Linked DNA regions of Homo sapiens: region 2 is linked to region 1. Evidence: chromatin loops called from intact Hi-C (ENCODE). Cell type or tissue: IMR-90. All regions are shown on one strand. Links, peaks and the distances in the headings refer to the core of each region. The heading gives the core; the rest is flanking DNA.

Region 1 (9,973 bases), core at 2,286-6,285:
CTACTCAAAGTTCCGCCTCTCTTCAGCGAGACTTCGTTTCCCAGAAGGCAACGAGGCAAGCTCCACCTGTTCCACCACGACCGCAACGGAGCGTCTGCGCGCGCGGCACGTCGGGAGTTGTAGGCACTCCGCCAGTCCCGGCTGCAACTAGGGGCGGCGGCGCGCGCCGCCTGCAGGATGCCTAAGCATTGAACCTAAGCTACCTCGGGTGGCTGCGGTGTTTACCGTGAGATCCCGATGCTTCACACTCGGGGCCTCATCCTCCGGGGAGGTGTGTTACGGAGGTCTCCACCAGATACCTGAGGGTATCTGTAAAATGGGAATACAAATAATATATTTTTCTCCTAGCGATGTTGCAGCACGAATATTGAATAAGCTCTGGAATGCTGTTTTTGTTAATTTGGGGTCCGATTTGTGTTTCGTAGTAGCTGGGATTCAAACTCTGTCTGTCTGCCTCCAGTTCATAAGAACCTGAGGGAGCAGGGGTTGGGGGAGAGCGCGCGGAGAGCCGGAGAATGGATCAAGATCCAGCCGCCCACTTTGAGGGGCTTGGACTTAGCAGTTTGCTTGGGCAGAAAGAAGCCCTCCTGGGGATGAGGACGGGGACCAGATATGAAAAAAGAAACACCCGCAAACAACTCCCTGATGACAAGGCTATGAAGTAAAATTAAGAGGAAAGAGGCAGGAGGCTGAGGCATGAGAATCGTTTGAACCCAGGAGCCAGAGGTTGCAGTGACCCGAGATTGCGCCACTGTACTCCAGCCTGGGCGACAGAGTGAGACTCTGTCTCAAAAAAAAAAAAAAAAAAAAAAGACCAGGCGCGGTGGCTCACGCCTGTCATCCCAGCACTTTGGGAGGCCGAGGCGGGTGGATCACTTGAGGTCAGGAGTTCGAGACCAGCCTGGCCAACATGGCGAAACCCCGTCTCTACTAAAAATACAAAAATTAGCCGGGCGTGGTGGCGGGCGCCTGTAATCCCAGCTACTCGGGAGGCTAAGGCAGAAGAATCGCTTGAACCTGGGAGATGGAGGTTGTAGTAAGCCGAGATCTGGCCATTGCACTCCAGCCTGGGAGACAGGGCGAGACTCCGACTCAGAAAAAAAAGAAAGAAAGAAAGAAAGAAAATAAAGGACAGCAAGCATGCAATTTTTTATTTTCATTTTCTTATTTTGCATTTCTGGTTCTCTTAATCTGGTTTTGTGGATTCAAGTCACTACTGGGTGTGATTTTCTTTTCTTTTCTTTTTCTTTTATTTTTTGAGACTGAGTCTTACTCTTTTCCCCAGGCCAGAGTGCAGTGGCGCTATCTCGGCTCACTGCAACCTCTGCCTCCTGGGTTCAAGCAATTCTCCCGCCTCAGCCTCCAGAGTAGCTGGGATTACAGGCGCCCGCCACGATGCCCAGGTAATTTTTGTATTTTTAGTAGACACAGGGTTTTACCATGTTGGTTAGGCTGGTCTCGAACTCCTGACCTCAGGTAATCCGCCTGCCTCCACCTCCCAAAGTGTTGGGATTACAGGCGTAAGCCACCGCGCCCGGCCCAATGATTTTCTTATTCCAGTACAACTTGGCTCCCTTCACCTCCTTTGTGCCGTTAATGTCAAATATGTTACCTTTCTCTATATTGTAGACCCAACAATACAATTAATATATAGTTTGTTGTTGTTGTTGTTGTTGTTTTGAGATGGAGTTTAGCTCTGTCGCCCAGGCTGGAGTGCAGCAGCGTGATCTCAGCTCACTGCAACCTCTGCCTCCCAGGTTCAAGCGATTCTCCTGCCTCAGCCTCCCGAGTAACTGGGACTACAGGCGTGCACCACCACGCCTGGCTAATTTTTTGTATTTTTAGTAGAGATAGGGTTTTACTGGGTTGGCCAGGCTGGTCTCAGATTCCTGACCTCAGGTGACCCACCCGCCTCGGCCTCCCAAAGTGCTGGGATTACAGGCATGAGCCACCGCACCCAGCCTGTTTTTTTGTTTGTTTTTTGTTTTTTTGAGACAGAGTCTCGCTCTGTCACCCAGGCTAGATTGCAGTGGCATGATCTCGGCTCACTGCAACCTCCACCTCCCAGGTTCGAGCAATTCTCCTGCTTCAGCCTCCTGAGTAGCTGAGATTACAGGCGTGCACCACCACACCCGGCTAATGTTTTGTATTTTTAGTAGAGAGGGGGTTTCACCATGTTGGCCAGACTGGTCTCGAACTCCCAACCTCAGGTGATATGCCCACCTCAGCCTCCCAAAGTGCTGGGATTGCAGGCATGAGCCACCGGGCCCGGCCAATATATAGTTTTGTACAATTGCTTTTTAAATATGTTAAGAGGCAAAGAGAGAAGAAATTTGCATTTATGCTACATTTTATTTTTATTTATTTATTTTGAGACAGGGTCTCACTCCATTACCCAGGCTGGAGGGCAGTGGTGCAATCTTGGCTCATTGCAACCTCTGCCTCCCAGGTTCAAATGATTCTCCTGCCTCAGCCTCCCAAGTAGCTGAAATTGCAGATGTGCGGCACCATGCCTGGCTAATTTTTTTTTTAATTTTTAGTAGAGACAAGAGTTTCGCCATGTTGGCTATGGCTGGTCTTGAACTCCTGACCTCAAGTGGTCTGCCCGTCATGGCCTCCGAACATGCTGGGATAACAGGCATGAGCCACTGTCACTGGCAGATCTTATTTTTATTTATTTATTATTATTATTTTTTGAGACGGAGTCTCACTCTGTCACCCAGGCTGGAGTGCAGTGGCGTGATCTCAGTTCACTGCAATCTCCGCCTCCCGGGTTCATGCCATTCTCCTGCCTCAGCCCCCTCGAGTAGCTGGGACTACAGGTGCCCGCCACCATGCCCGGCTAATTTTTTGTATTTTTAGTAGAGATGGGGTTTCACCATGTTAGCCACGATGGTCTCAATCTCCTGACCTCGTGATCTGCCTGCCTCGGCCTCCCAAAGTGCTGGGATCATGGGCGTGAGCCATTGTGCCCAGCCTTATTTTTTTGATACAGGATCTCACTCTGTTGCCCAGGCTGGAGTGCAGTGGCGAGATCTCTGTTCACTGCAGCCTCGAACTCCCAGGTTCAAGAGATTCTCCCACCTCAGACCTCCCGAGTAGTTAGGACGGATGCCATGAAACCCAGCTAAGTTTTATATTTTTTTCCTTAAACTCCTGACCTCGTGATCCACCCGCCTCGGCCTCCCAAAGTGCTGGGATTACAGGTGTGAGCCACCGTGCCCGGCCAAGTTTTGTATTTTTTGTAGAGACAAGGTCTCTCTGTGTTGCCCAGGCTGGTCTTGAACTCCTAGGCTCAATTGATCTGCCCACCTCAGCCTCCTGAAGTGTTGGGATTACAGGCGTGAGCCAAAGCACCCGGCCTTATGCAATCTTTTAAAATTACATACATTACCTTTATATGTGTTCTTCAGATTTTCACGTGGATTGGAATACATGTCTGGGGTCCCTTGTTTTCAGCCTAAAGAATTTATTTTGGGTGGGTACGGTGGCTCTCGCCTGTAATCCCAGCACCTTGCGAGGCCCAGGTGGGTGGATCACCTGAGGTCAGGAGCTCGAGACCAGCCTGGCCAACATGGTGAAACCCCGCTTCTATTAAAAAATACAAAAATTAGCTGGGTATTGTGGCGGGTGCCTGTAGTCCCAGCTACTTGAGAGGCTGAGGCATGAGAATCGCTTGAGCCTGGGAGTCGGAGGTTGCAGTGAGCCGAGATTGTGCCACTGTACTCCAGCCTGGGCAACAGAGTGAGACTCTGTCTCGAAAAAATATACATTTTTTTAGTATTTCTTGTGAGGTGGGCAAATTAACTTTTGCACTAAAATCTTTAGCCCAACTGTAGCACAGGTGGTTAGTTACCCAGTCCCTTCCTGGTGGACACTTAGACTGTGAAAATTCGGAAAACTGATGGGCGTGATGCGGGGCAGGGAGGCCAGGGGAGCAGGTCAGCCCTCCTCTGGCTGGGCTTTTCGGGGCAGGACGTCAGGTGAGAGGCGGCTCTATCCCAACAGCGCTGCCGCGAGTGTCCACCAGGTGGCAGCAGAACCATGTCCCATCTGCGGTGGCCCAGCTGAGGCCAAGCGCTAGACCGTTGAATGATACACAACCAGGTTCAAATCTTACCGATGGTTCGCTGGCCGCGTTGCCGCTCTGGGCCTCAGTTTCCCCTTCCACAAAATGAGGCCAATAATAGTCGCCAGCTTTTAGGGTTGTTGTGAGATTTAAATGGCGTATGATTGTTTGGACTGGGAAGGTTGAGGCCCTGCCCTTCCCTCTGTGCTGGAACTCACCGCTCTGGCCTCAGTTTCCCCAAAGTGCTGAGCGGCTACAAGCAGGTGGAAAGAGATGCTGGAAAGGGCAGAGCGCAGCCTGGAGCACAAATTGGATCCTGGGACAGCAGGAACGGGGCAGGAAAAGGAATTTAGGGAGGACAGGGGAGGAGGAAGAAGACGAGAGGGAGATCCCTGAGACCCAGCCCTGGCCTTGGGGCCTCGTGCTTCTGCCTTCAAGGCCTGGGTTGGAGTGGAGGGAGGGGCATGCCAGGGTGGGGAAGGGCACGGGTCGTGATGTGCTGTTTGTTTCAAAGCTTTATTATTTTTCTTTAGTTTCTTTTTTTTTTTGAGATGGAGTCTCACTCTGTTCCCCAGGCTGGAATGCAATGGCGTGATCTCATCTCACCGTAGCCTCTGCCTCCCAGGTTCAAGCGATTCTCCTGCCTCACCCTCCAGAGTAGCTGGGATTACAGGCACCCATCATCATGCCTGGCTAATTTTTGTAGAGACAGGGTTTCTTGTTTCCTTTTTTTTTTTTTTTTTGAGACGGAGTCTCACTCCATTGCCAAGGCTGGAATGCAGTGGCACAATCTCAGCTCACTGCAGCCTCTGCCTCCTGGGTTCAAGCCATCCTCTCCTGCCTCAGCCTCCTGAGTAGCTGGGATTACAGGCATCTGCCTCCACGCCCGGCTAATTTTTGTAATTTTAGTAGAGACGGGGTTTCACCATGTTGGACAGGCTGGTCTTGAACTCCTGACCTCAGATAATCCACCCACCTCAGCCTCCCAAAATGCTGGGATTACAGGCGTGAGCCACCGCGCCCGGCCCAGAGCTTTATTATTTTTCTTTTTGGTTGGGCACAGTGGCTCATATCTGTAACCCCAGCACTTTGGGAGGCTGAAGCGGGCAGGTCACTTGAGGTCAGGAGTCGAGACCAGCCTGGCCAACATGGTGAAACCCCGTCTCTACCAAAAATACAAAAATTAGCTGGGTGCAGTGACACACACCTGTAATCCCAGCTACTCGGGAGGCTGAGGCACGAGAATCACTTGAACCCTAGAGGCAGAGGTTGCAGTGAACCAAGATCATGCCGCTGCACTCCAGCCTGGGCAACAGAGTGAAACTGTCTTAATTTAAAAGAAAAAAAAAAGCTTTATTATTTTTCTTTCTTTTACATGTTGTCGGTGCCTGAGTGATGCCGTGGCCCCGGCTTCCTAGTGACACACCTGGCCTGGCAGGATTCCTCTGCCCCCACCTCGGGCCATGCAGGAATCTGACCTGAGCAGGCTGGTCCTGGGCTACTCTGTGTCTCTGTTATCACCATCCAGTGGGGCCCAGGCGAGGAGTTCCTGGTTAGCAGGGCTGTCCAAGGGCACCCCTGTCCCCCCTGTCTTTTTCCCAGGGACTTTGAAGGCACCAGTTTGTTCATCCAGGATCCTGGGCCAAGCCACAGCTTGGATCACGGAGCGTTCACAATGCTGATGTGCCTCATCCTTCCCACTCTTTCCCTCATCTCAGTTACTGGCACCAGTGCCTTCCCAAGGCTGGGCCCAAGACACCCAAATCTTGGTTTCTGACCGTTGGTCCTCAAAACACTGCAAAGCCACCCACTTGTATGCACTCCGGACTCCAGGTCCCTGGCCTTCTTTTTTTTTTTTTTTTTTTTTTGAGATGTAGCCTCTTTCCTGTCACGCAACCTTGAGTGCAATGCAGTGGCGCGATCTCAGCTCACTGCAACCTCCACCTCCCGAGTTCAAGCGATTCTCCTTCCTCAGCCTCCAGAGTAGCTGAGATTACAGGCGTGCGCCACCACACCCAGCTAATTTTTGTATTTTTAGCAGAGACGGGGTTTTACCATGTTGGCCAGGCTGGTCTTGAACTCCTGACCTGAGGTGATCCACCCACCTTGGCCTCCCGAAGTGCTAAGATTACAGGCATGAGCCACTGCACCCGGCCTTTTTTTTTTTTTTTTTTTTTTTTGAGACAGAGTTTTGCTCTTGTTGCCTAGGCTGGAGTGCAATGGTGTGATCTCGGCTTACCGCAGCCTCCACCTCCTGGGTTCAAGCGATTCTCCCACCTCAGCCTCCCAAGTAGCTGGAATTACAGGCATGCACCACCACATCCAGCTAATTTTGTTTTGTCAGTGGAGATGGGGTTTCTCCACGTTGATCAGGCTGGCCTCAAACTCCTGACCTGGGACTACAGGTGTGCACCACCATGCCCAGCTAATTTTTGTGTTTTTTTTGGTAGAGGTGGTGTTTCGCCACATTGCCCAGGCTGGTCTCAAACACAAGTTGTTTGTCAGAGACCAGCCTGCAATTCTCCCAGGGTGCTGGGATTACAGGCGTGAGCTACCATGCCCAGCCTAGGGGCCTCTTTTATAAGGGCATTAATCCCATTCATGAGAGCTCAACCCTCATGATCTAATCACCTCTTAAAAGGTTCCGATTCTGAATACCACCGCCTTCGAGGTTAGGATTTCAATGTATTAATTTTGGGGAGACGCAAACTCTCAGACCATCACAGTATTTTATCTTTTTCAGTGCTGCTGCAAAGGAAATTTTTCAAAATTTTTTTATGTTCCAATTGTTTGCTGCTGGTGTATAAAAATTCAATTGACTTTTGTATTGAATTCAACGGACTTTTTAAACCTGGTAACTTGCTGAATTTATGTATTAATTTCAGTAGTTGTCTTATAGATTCCCTTGGGTTTTTGACATAAACAATCATATCATCAGCAAATAGCAACAGTTTTATTTACCTTTTTTTTATTACTTATTTTATTCTGTTTTGCTTGTTACAGAATCTTGCTATGTTGCCTTTAAATTCTTGGGCTCCCATTTCAGCTTCTCCAGTAGCTGAGGCTACAAGCATGTATCACCATGCCCAGCCACACCTGACTTGTTTATTTTTCTCATATATTTTTTTGTTTTAAGACAGGATCTCGCTCTGTTGCCCAGACTGGAGTGTAATGGTGTGATGATGGCTTACTGCAGCCTTGTCCTCCCTGACTCAAGCAATCCTCAGCCTCCCAAATAGCTGGGACAACAGGTGTGAGCTATCACACCCTGCCAATTTTTAATTTTTTTTTTTTTTTTGAGACAGAGTCTCCCTCTGTCACCTAGGCTGGAGTGCAGTGGCGCGATCTTGGCTCACTGCAACCTTCACCTCCCGGGTTCAAGCGATTCTCCTGCCTCAGCCTCCTGAGTAGCTGGGATTACAGGCGCGCATCACCACGCACGGCTAATTTTTGTATTTTTACCATGCCTGGCTAATTTTTGTATTTTTAGTAGAGATGGGGTTTCACCATGTTGATCAGGCTGGTCTTGAACTCCTGACCTTGTGATTCTCCCACCTCAGCCTCCCAAAGTGCTGGGATTACAGGCGTGAGCCACCATGCCCAGCTTTTCTTTTCTTTCTTTCTTTTTTTTTTTTTTTAGACGGAGTCTCACTCTGTCACCCAGGCTGGAGTGCAGTGGCCCGATCTTGGCTCACTGCAAGCTCCGCCTCCCTGGTTCACACCATTCTCCTGCCTCAGCCTGCTTTTTCTTTTCTTATTACAGTGGCTAACATCACCAGAACAATGTTGAATAGAGGTGGTGAAAATGGACATCCTTGTCTTGTTTCCAATCTCAGGAGGAAGTTATTCAGTCTTTTACCATTTTTGTTTTTGTTTTTGAGATGTAGTCTCGCTCTGTCGCCCAGGCTGGAGTACAGTGGCACTATCTTGGCTCCCTGCAACCTCTGCCTCCTGGACTCAAGCCATCCTCCCACTTCAGTCTTCCAAGTAGCTGAGACTACAGGTGCACACCACCATGCCTGGCTAATTTTTGTATGTTTTGTAGAGACGGATCTCACCATGTTGCCCAGGCTAATCTCCAACTCCTGAGCTCAAATGATCCTCCCATGTTGACTTCCCAAAGTGCTCAGATTACAGGCATGAGCCACCGTGCCTGGCCCTGCCTCACTGTACTCTTAATTTTCATTTGGCAAGTGAAGCTGAGGAAATTTTTCTGGGTTTAAGAGCTATTTGTCCTCCATTTTCTCTGACTTCTGGATTCATATCCACCTAACTGGTTGGCATTTTCTTACTGCTTTCTAGATGTTACTTATATAACGAGGATATTTTATCCATGAGTTCAATTTTGTTTCCAGTTACACTTTGATTGTATTTTATTCTTTGATTGTATTTATGGACTTCTTGTCAGCAGAAAAATCTGGGTGTTTGCATCACTGACGTGCCCCATTTTTCTCGGGCAAGTTCTGGGTTCTGTCCCCAGAACTTCCTTTTTTTAAAAAAAATTATTTATTTATTTATTTATTTTTTGATACGGAGTCTTGCTGTGTCGCCCAGGCTGGAGTGCAGTTGTGCGATCTCGGCTCACTGCAACCTCCGCCTCCCAGGTTCAAGTGATTCTCTTGCCTCAGCCTCCTGAGTAGCTGGGACTGCAGGCGCCCGCCACCACACCCAGCTGCGTTTTGTATTTTTAGTAGAGATGGGGTTTCACCAGGTTGGCAAGGCCGGTCTCGAACTCCTAACCTCAGGCGATCCGCCCGCCTCGGCCTCCCAAAGTGCTGGGATTATAGGCGTGAGCCACCGCGCCCGGCCAGAACTTCCTTTTAGAGCCTTCACATGCCCTTCTCTGGGGCTGAAGGTACCACTTTGGTCCTCACCCCAATCTCCTCTTACTTATTCTCAAAATATTGCAGAAACCATCACACTGGAGGTAGCAGAGACCCAGAAACTCACTGTACTTCCGGAAAGCAGAGGCTTCAGCCTCAGGCCAAGGATGAGAACATAAGGTTGCATTCCCGTCTGCTGAAGCCACCCAGGAAGTGAAAGAAAACACTACAACTAAGCTTCTGCTTGGCACTTCCTGCCGCAGGTCAGCTGTGGCTCCACTAAGCTCCACTAAGCTGAGGACATAATCTATATCTCTTTCCCTTGACCCACGCGGCCCTACCCACGCCATCAAATGAGTCTCAGCCCCCCGTGTCCCTGACATCCTGCTCTTCTCAGGAACACTGTGAATTCGTGAAGCCTCCAGGCCTTTGCCTGGGCTGTTCTGCCTGCCAGAACTGCCCACACTCCCACATTCTCAGGTCACTCTCTGGCTAGTCCCACTTGTTGTTGGATTTCAGAATCAAAGCCACCTCCTCCAGGAAGCCCTCCCAGATCCAGTCATCTCTCTTAGCAGACCGGTCCCAGGGGCAACTGATATAATTATTGGGCAATAGCTTGTTTATTGCCATCTCCCCTGCTGGACTGTCAGCTCCCCTGGACAGGGATTGGGTCTGCATTGTCCCCGATTCCCTGCACACAGGCTGTGTCCAATAAGCCTCTGGCTGATTGAACAGTTAAGATCAACAAAATACTTACCAAACCATTTTGTGTTAAGACTTGTGATGGTGATACAGAGATGAAAAGTCTTTTTTTTTTTTTTTTTGAGACGGGATCTCACTCCCATTGCCCAGGCTGGAGTGCAGTGGCATGACCACAGCTAACTGCAGCCTCAACTTCCTGGGCTCAGGTGATCCTCCCACCTCAGCCTCCCCTAGTAGCTGGGACTACAGGCACATGCCACCACATCCAGCTTATTATTTTGTTGTTGTTGTATTTTTTGTAGAGACAGGGTTTCACCATGTTGCCCAGGCTGGTCTCGAACACCTGGGCTCAAGCCATCCTCCTGCCTGAGCCTCCCAA
Region 2 (7,126 bases), core at 3,127-7,126, 510 kb after region 1:
ACACAGACGGTGATGATGTCACACACAGACACAGTGACAACACACACCATGACAACGACACCTATAGATATGGCACCAACATCACATGCACGCATGCCCTTTCACACACACTTTCTACCCAATTCTCACCTAGTGTCACGTTCCCCCGACCCTGGCACACGGGCCAAGGTACCCACAGGATCCCATCCCCTCCCGCACAGCCCTGGGCCCCAGCACCTCCCCTCCTCCAGCCTCCTGGCCTCCCAGCCACTTCCTCACCCCCAGTGCCTGGACCCGGAGGTGAGAACAGGAAGCCATTCACCTCCGCTCCTTGAGCGTGAGTGTTTCCAGGACCCCCTCGGGGCCCTGAGCCGGGGGTGAGGGTCACCTGTTGTCGGGAGGGGAGCCACTCCTTCTCCCCCAACTCCCAGCCCTGCCTGTGGCCCGTTGAAATGTTGGTGGCACTTAATAAATATTAGTAAATCCTTCAAAGACTCCAGAAGCGTGATTTCTGCTTTTAAAGGTACCACATGGTTTCTGGGCATGCTGGCTCACGCCTGTAATCCCAACACTTTGGGAGGCCAAGGCGGGAGGATCACTTGAGGTCAGGAGTTCGAGACCAGCCTAGCCAACATGGTGAAACCACATCTCTACTTAAAATACAAAAATTAGCTGGGCGTGGTGATGCACGCCTGTAATCCCAGCTACTCGGGAGGCTGAAGGAGGAGAATCTCTTGAACCCGGGAGGTGGAGGCTGCAGTGAGCCAAGATCGAGCCACTGCACCCTAGCCTGGGCAACAGAGCAAAAAACAAAACAAAACACAACACAACAACAACAACAACAACAAAAGTACCACATGGCTATGAAGGAGAAAAGACTGGAAAGAAGATGAAAGCCAGGGAACCTCCTCCCCAACTCCTCCAGGCCACAAGACCCTTCAACCTGGAACAAACGTTGGGGGACACCAGCAGCCCCCAAGGCACAGGCATCTCTATACACAAAGGGAAATAGCAGAGTCATAGCCAAAGAGGGTTTAATGCAGTGGCTACAAGGCACAGCATCATGACGGCAATGCTGTTAAATTTAGTGTTTCCTTTAAACAGCAGGCCAAGAAAGATGTCTCACATCTGTAATCCCAGCATTTTGGGAGGCTGAGGCTGGAGGATCGCTTGAGCTCAGGAGTTCAAGAACAGCCTGGGCAACATAGCAAGACACTGTCTCTACAAAAACCTTAAAAATTATCCAAGCATGGTGATGTGCACCTGTGGACCCAGCTAATCTGGAGGCAGAGGTGAGAGAATTGCTTGAGCCCAGGATTTCAAGACCAGTTGTGGCAATATAGTGAGAACTTGTCTTTACAAAAGATTTTAAAAATTAGCCAGGCATGGTGGCACACGCCTGTAGTCCCTATAATCCCAGCACTTTGGGAGGCTGAGGTGAGTGGATCACCTGAGGCCAGGAGTTTAAGACCAACTTGGCCAACATGGCAAAACCCCATCTCTACAAAAAAACACAAAGCCAGGCGTAGTGGTGTGCGTCTGTAATCCCAGCTACTCGGGAGGCTGAGGCACGAGGACCTCTTGAACCCTAGGAGGCGGAGGTTGCAGTGAGCCGAGATCACGCCACCGCACTCCAGCCTGGGCAACAAAGCAAGACCCTGTCTCAAAAAAAAAAAAAAAAAAAGAAAGAAAAAAGAGAAAGAAAGTTCTAGGTTTGCAAAGAATTCTCCAGAAAAGGTACCAGTGTCCAGTTTAAAGACACTTTGGCTCACTGCTATCACTAAATTAGCCAGTAGTCAGGGAAAAGCAAATCGAAAGAACACAGGGAAATCACATTGCACCCAGCAGACTGGGAAAATGTCTTTTCAAGGTCATAACACCCAACACCTACTGCAAGTAAAGGTGTAGAAAAAAGGTCCTTTTCCTACAAGACTGGTAGAAATTCAAGTCCTGTAATAGCCCTTCCAGAAACTAGTTTAGTGAAACGTAATAAAATCAGGCTGGGTGCAATGGCACATTCCTGTAATCTCAGCACTTTGAGAGCCCTAGGTAGGAGGATCGCTTGAGCGCCAGAATTCGAGGTCAGCCTGGGCAACATAGCGAGACCTCGTCTCTACAAAAAATTTAAAGAAAACCAGGTGTGATGGTGCGTTCTTGTAGTGCCAGCTACTTGGGAGGCTGAGGTGGGAGAATTGCTTGAGCTCAGGAGCTGAAGGCTGCAGTGGGCTCTGATTCCACCACTATGCATCAACTTGGGTGACAGAGCAAGACCCTGTCTCAAATGAATGAATGCACAAAACTTTGACTCTGTAACCCCATCCCTGGGGCTTTATCTCTAACAAGTAAAAACTTCAGGACATAAAGCCAATGGCCATCAGGAAAAACAGCCTTAAAATCGCTGTCTAGGGCCGGGCATGGTTGCTCATGCCTGTAATCCCAGCACTTCGGGAGGCTGAGGCGGGCAGATCATTTGAGATCAGGAGTTCGAGACCAGTCTGACCAACGTGGTGAAATCCCATCTCTGCTAAAAATACAAAAAAATTGGCCAGGCGTGATGGTGCATGCCTGTAGTCCCAGCTACTTAGGAGGCTGAAGCAGGAGAATCGCTTGAACCCAAGAGGCAGAGGTTGCAGTGAGCCGAGATCGCGCCACTGCACTCCAGCCTGGGCGACAGAGCGAGACTGCATCTCAAAAAAAAGAAAGAAAGAAAGAAAGAGAGAGAGAGAGAGAGAGAGAGAGAGAGAGAGAGAGAGAGAGAGAGAGAGAGAGAGAGAGAGAGAGAAAGAAAGAAAGAAAGAAAGAAAGAAAGAAAGAAAGAAATCACTGGCTAGGATCTCAGCTTGTCTCCTCCCCCAACACCTCCCATCCTCTCAATCCCTCAATTCCCTCCCAGCCCATCCCCTGGGGTCCTGGACTGGGACGGATGAGTCACAAGGACCTGGGAGCTGGCAGCGCCACGCTTAGGGCAGGCTAGTCTGGAGGGACAAAGGAACGATATTTCCGGGATACGGAAACAAGGGCGAGAGATGGTCACCGCAGGAAGCGCTCAGCTGGGGCTCTGCCAAGACAGAGTAGGGGGGTCAGCCTGGCCAGACCGCCCAGACGGGCTGAGCTGGAGGCCCCAAGGAAGCGGGGACATCCCTGCCCCTAAGCCTACTGCCAGACAGCCCAGAGTCCTTAGGGGGAGACATTGATGCCAGCCAGTCCTAACCATCCCAGAAGACCTGATTTAGGATTTCAGAGCCAAACATCCCTGGGTTTGAATCTTGGCTCAGTCAATCCTAGCCTCCATTTTCTCATCCAAGCATTGGGTGTAATAATAATAACTCTAAGGTCAGGCATTGTTTTTATAAATAAAGTTGTATTAGGGCTGGGCACGGTGGCTCATGGCTATTATCTCAGCGCTTTGGGGGATCGAGATAGGAGGATCGCTTGAGTCCAGGAGTTTGAGACCAGCCTGAGAAATTTAGCAAGACCCTATGTCTAGCAAAAATTTAAAAATTAGCTGGGCATGGTGGTGCGTACCTTTAGTCCCAGCTACCTGGGGGGCTGAGGCAGGAGAATCACTTGAGTCCAGGAGTTGGAGGCTGCAGTGAGCTAGGATTGCACCACTGTACTCCAGCCGGGGCGACAGAGCAAGACCCTGTCTCTAAAATAATAATAGTAATAATTCTAAACTCTCCAGACACATGGGCACAGGCCTCTGGTCCTTTGTCTGTTTTGCCTTCCAGAGCATTCCAGGAGCCATCATCCCTCTAACCGATCCCAGTGACCTGGCCCTGGCTCAGCCCCTGTACACTTGCACCTCAGCTGCTGCCTCTGGTATGGCTCCTGTGCTGGTCCAGAGGAGTCTTTCCATTACAGACTCTGTCCAAGTCCCTCTCCTGCTCACACACTCTCCATGGCTCCCTATTACCCTTAGAACAAAGTCTAACTCCTTAGCACATCTGTGACTCCCCTTTTGCCTCCTCCTATCCTGGACTTTTTAATTCTTTGTAAAAGACTCAACATTCATTAATTTGTGCTGTGCCCTTGGATTAGAAAGTCTTTTTCATGTCTAACGAACCCTTCTACCTCTGAAGCCCAGCTCCAGAGACCCCCTCCTCCAGGCAGCCTTTCTTGAAGTCCCAGATATAGCCCTTGCTTCCCCTTTTGGAAACCTCTCTCCCAGCCTCATCCCTCCCTCTTTCCAGCTCTGACCCTAAAGCTCTGACTGTCCCAGGCTGGTGACTCCTCAGGAACCGGGTGGGGGCTGAATACAGGGGGTGGGGGTCGAGCAATTGGCCGATCAGGCCCCCTTCCTGACCCTGAGGTCCAACCGCCTGGCGAGTCTCAGACTCTTTGGGGATTTCCTGCAGCCTCTATAAATAACCCCCATGGCTGCTTCCCACAAACCACCTCACCCTTCTTGGAAAAAAAGGATTGTAGCCAAGGACCTCAGGCCAGCTGTGTGCCAGGGCCCCAGGGAAGGCAGGCGGGGCCCCAGCATCCTGTCCAAAGAGCATCTCCAATCCCACCCAGGCACAGGCCCAGCTCACCCCTCCTGGGAGCCTTCAGGACCCTCCCCACTTCAAGCCCACCCCTCACGCCCAGATCTACATTATTGCTTTTCTTCTCTGGGCATCGGTTTGGTTTCCTGATGGGGCCAATAGTAACATCTGTGGACTCAGCTCATGGTGTGACCCTTTCCACTCTGGCCACCGCCCCTCCAGCCCCAATTTGTTGATTTGGTTGAACAAGCAAGGAAATGAACAAATAGTGACATACTGCCAGGAACCCTGTAAATAAAATCAGGCCTGGGTCTCCTCTAGTTGGGTGGTTGGGAAACTCTGGTGGCCTCCTTTGGCCCTTGTCATGCCCTCTGTCTGCCCGGGATGTCTCCCAGGCTCTGTGTCCCCTGAAACCAGAGAGTTTCTATCTTCAACCACTGGAGGTGGAGATCTTTTTCTTTTTTTTTTTTTTTTAATGTGAGATGGAGTCTCACTCTGTTTCCCAGGCTAGAGTGTAGTGGCGCCATCTTGGCTCACTGCAACCTCCGCCTCCCAGGTTCAAATGATTCTCCTGCCTCAGCCTCCCGAATAGCTAGGATTACAGATATGCACCAGCACGCCCGGCTAATTTTTGTATTTTTAGTAGAGACGGGGTTTCACTACGTTGGCCAGGCTGGTCTCCTGACCTCAGGTGATCCACCCACCTTGGCCTCCCAAAGTGCTGGGATTACAGGCGTGAGCCACCGCGCCCGGCCCTGAGGTCTCCTTCAGTTGGGTGGTCAGAAACTCTGCGGGCCTCCTTAGGCCCTTTTCGTGCCCTCTCTCTGCCGCGGATGCCTCCCAGGCTCTGTGTCCACTGAAATCAGAGTTTGTATATTCAACCACTGGAGGTGGAGATCTTTTTCTGATTCCAGAAAAGATCCTGATTCTCTTCGAGACTCAGTTTCCACCCCAGTCAGGGGAAGTTAACCATTCACATGCCACCAGGTGAATGCGGAAGGCCTAGATCCGCTGAGGGTGGGGCACCGGGAGCGCTGATGGGAGGATTGCTGGGGACCGCCTCACTTAGCGCGACGCGCCCTCTGCTGGTCGGTCCCCGCCACGTCAGGCTCCCCGAAGAATCTCAGACGAACCTCTGCCTATCAGACCCCTCCATCCATCCCTTCTCCAATGGTCTCCCTCCTCTTTCTCCTCCTTTCCTCTGCTCCAGCCACTCTGACCACCTCTGGCCGGGCGCGGTGGCTCTCGCCTGTAATCCCAACACTTTGGGAGGCTGAGGCGGACAGATCACTTGAGGTCAGGAGTTTGAGACCAACCTGGGCAACATAGCAAGATCCTGTCTCCATGAAAAAAATTTAAAAATTAGCCGGGCATGGTGGTTGTGGTCCTAGCTATTCAGGAGGCCGAGGTGGAAGGATCAACTGAGCCCAGGAGGTTGAAGATTACAGTGAGCCATGATTGTACCACTGCATTCCAGCCTGGGTGACAGAGTGAGACCCCACCCCAACCCCCCCCCAAAAAAAGGGCCAGGCATAGTAGCTCACACCTGTAATCCCAGCACCTTGGGAAGCCAAGGCAGGAAGATTGCCTGAGCCCAAAAGCTTAAAACCAGCTTGGGCAACATAGTGAGAACCCATCTCTAAAAGAAATTTAAAAATTAGCTGGGCGTGGTGGCGCATGCCTGTAGTCCTAGCTATTCAGGAGGCTGAGGTGGGAGGATCACTTGAGCCCAGAAGATGGAAGCTACAGTGAGCCATGATCGAGCCACTGCAGTCCAGCCTGGGTGAAAGGGAGAGGCCTTGTCAAAAAAAAAAAAAAAAAAAAAAAAGGTCGGGCGTGGTGGCACATGCCTGTAATCCCAGCTACTTGGGAGGCTGAGGCAGGAGAATTGCTTGAACCTGGAAGGCGGAGGTTGCAGTGAGCCACAATCACGCCACCGCACTCCAGCCTGGGCGACAGAGCAAGACCCTGTCTCAAAAAAAAAAAAAAAAAAAAAGCAAACAAACCAACAAAAAAACCTGACCATCTCACTATTCCTTGAACACACCGCGAAGTTCCTGAATCAGTGGGATATGTAATCCAGTGAAATATGTGTCAGTGGGATATGCATATGAAGGGATTTGCATATTCAGTGCCCTCTGCCTGGGGTGCCCTCCCCAGACTCCTCCATCTGACATCCTCACCATTCAGATCTCAACACTCATCACCTCTGCCAGGCAGCCCACTTTAAGTTGCCTGACTAGGTCACTTCTCCTCTTTATGAGCTTCAAAGAAGCCATCAGGCCAGGCACGGTGGCTCACACATGTGATCCCAGCACTTTGGGAGGCTGAGGTCTCAGGATCACCAGAGGCCAAGAGTTTGAGACCAGCCTGGGCAACACAGCAAGACCCCCATCTTTACTTAAAGAAAAAAAAAAAAAAGGCTGGGCACGGTGGCTCACGCCTGTAATCCCAGGCATTTGAGACCAGCCTGGCCAACATGGTGAAACCCGTCTCTACTAAAAATACAAAAATTAGCCAGGCGTGGTGGCACACGCCTATAGTCCCAGCTACTCGGGAGGCTGAGGCAGGAGAGTCGCTTGAACCTGGGAGGCAGAGGTTGCCAGTGAGCTGAGATCATGCCACTCCACCCTGGGCAAAAGAGCAAAGACTCTATC

Evidence for each region. Hi-C counts contacts between places; a loop is a spot of excess contacts. Peaks named below come from ENCODE experiments on the same cell type or tissue, not always from the same donor. Only the 100,000 strongest peaks of a DNase experiment are listed, where the experiment ranks them.
Region 2: a loop joins it to region 1, with 15 times the contacts of the local background. A loop is called at or near these places in 9 of 110 quality-filtered maps.

The regions. Positions count from the first base shown.
Region 1 is chr19:17,849,813-17,859,785 of GRCh38, reverse strand. No RefSeq gene overlaps it. Among named protein-coding and RNA genes, the nearest start is that of RPL18A, 5.1 kb to the left of the region's middle. RefSeq lists enhancers at 1-260, 1-328. In IMR-90, for the core only: a CTCF peak has its summit at 4,029 (motif pointing right); no DNase peak of the experiment used is centred there.
Region 2 is chr19:17,344,796-17,351,921 of GRCh38, reverse strand. It overlaps PLVAP (plasmalemma vesicle associated protein), which reads left to right. Exons shown (of 6, transcript NM_031310.3): 6 at 1-467. Among named protein-coding and RNA genes, the nearest start is that of GTPBP3, 11 kb to the right of the region's middle. RefSeq lists enhancers at 2,584-3,088, 4,870-5,831. In IMR-90, for the core only: a CTCF peak has its summit at 5,553 (motif pointing left); no DNase peak of the experiment used is centred there.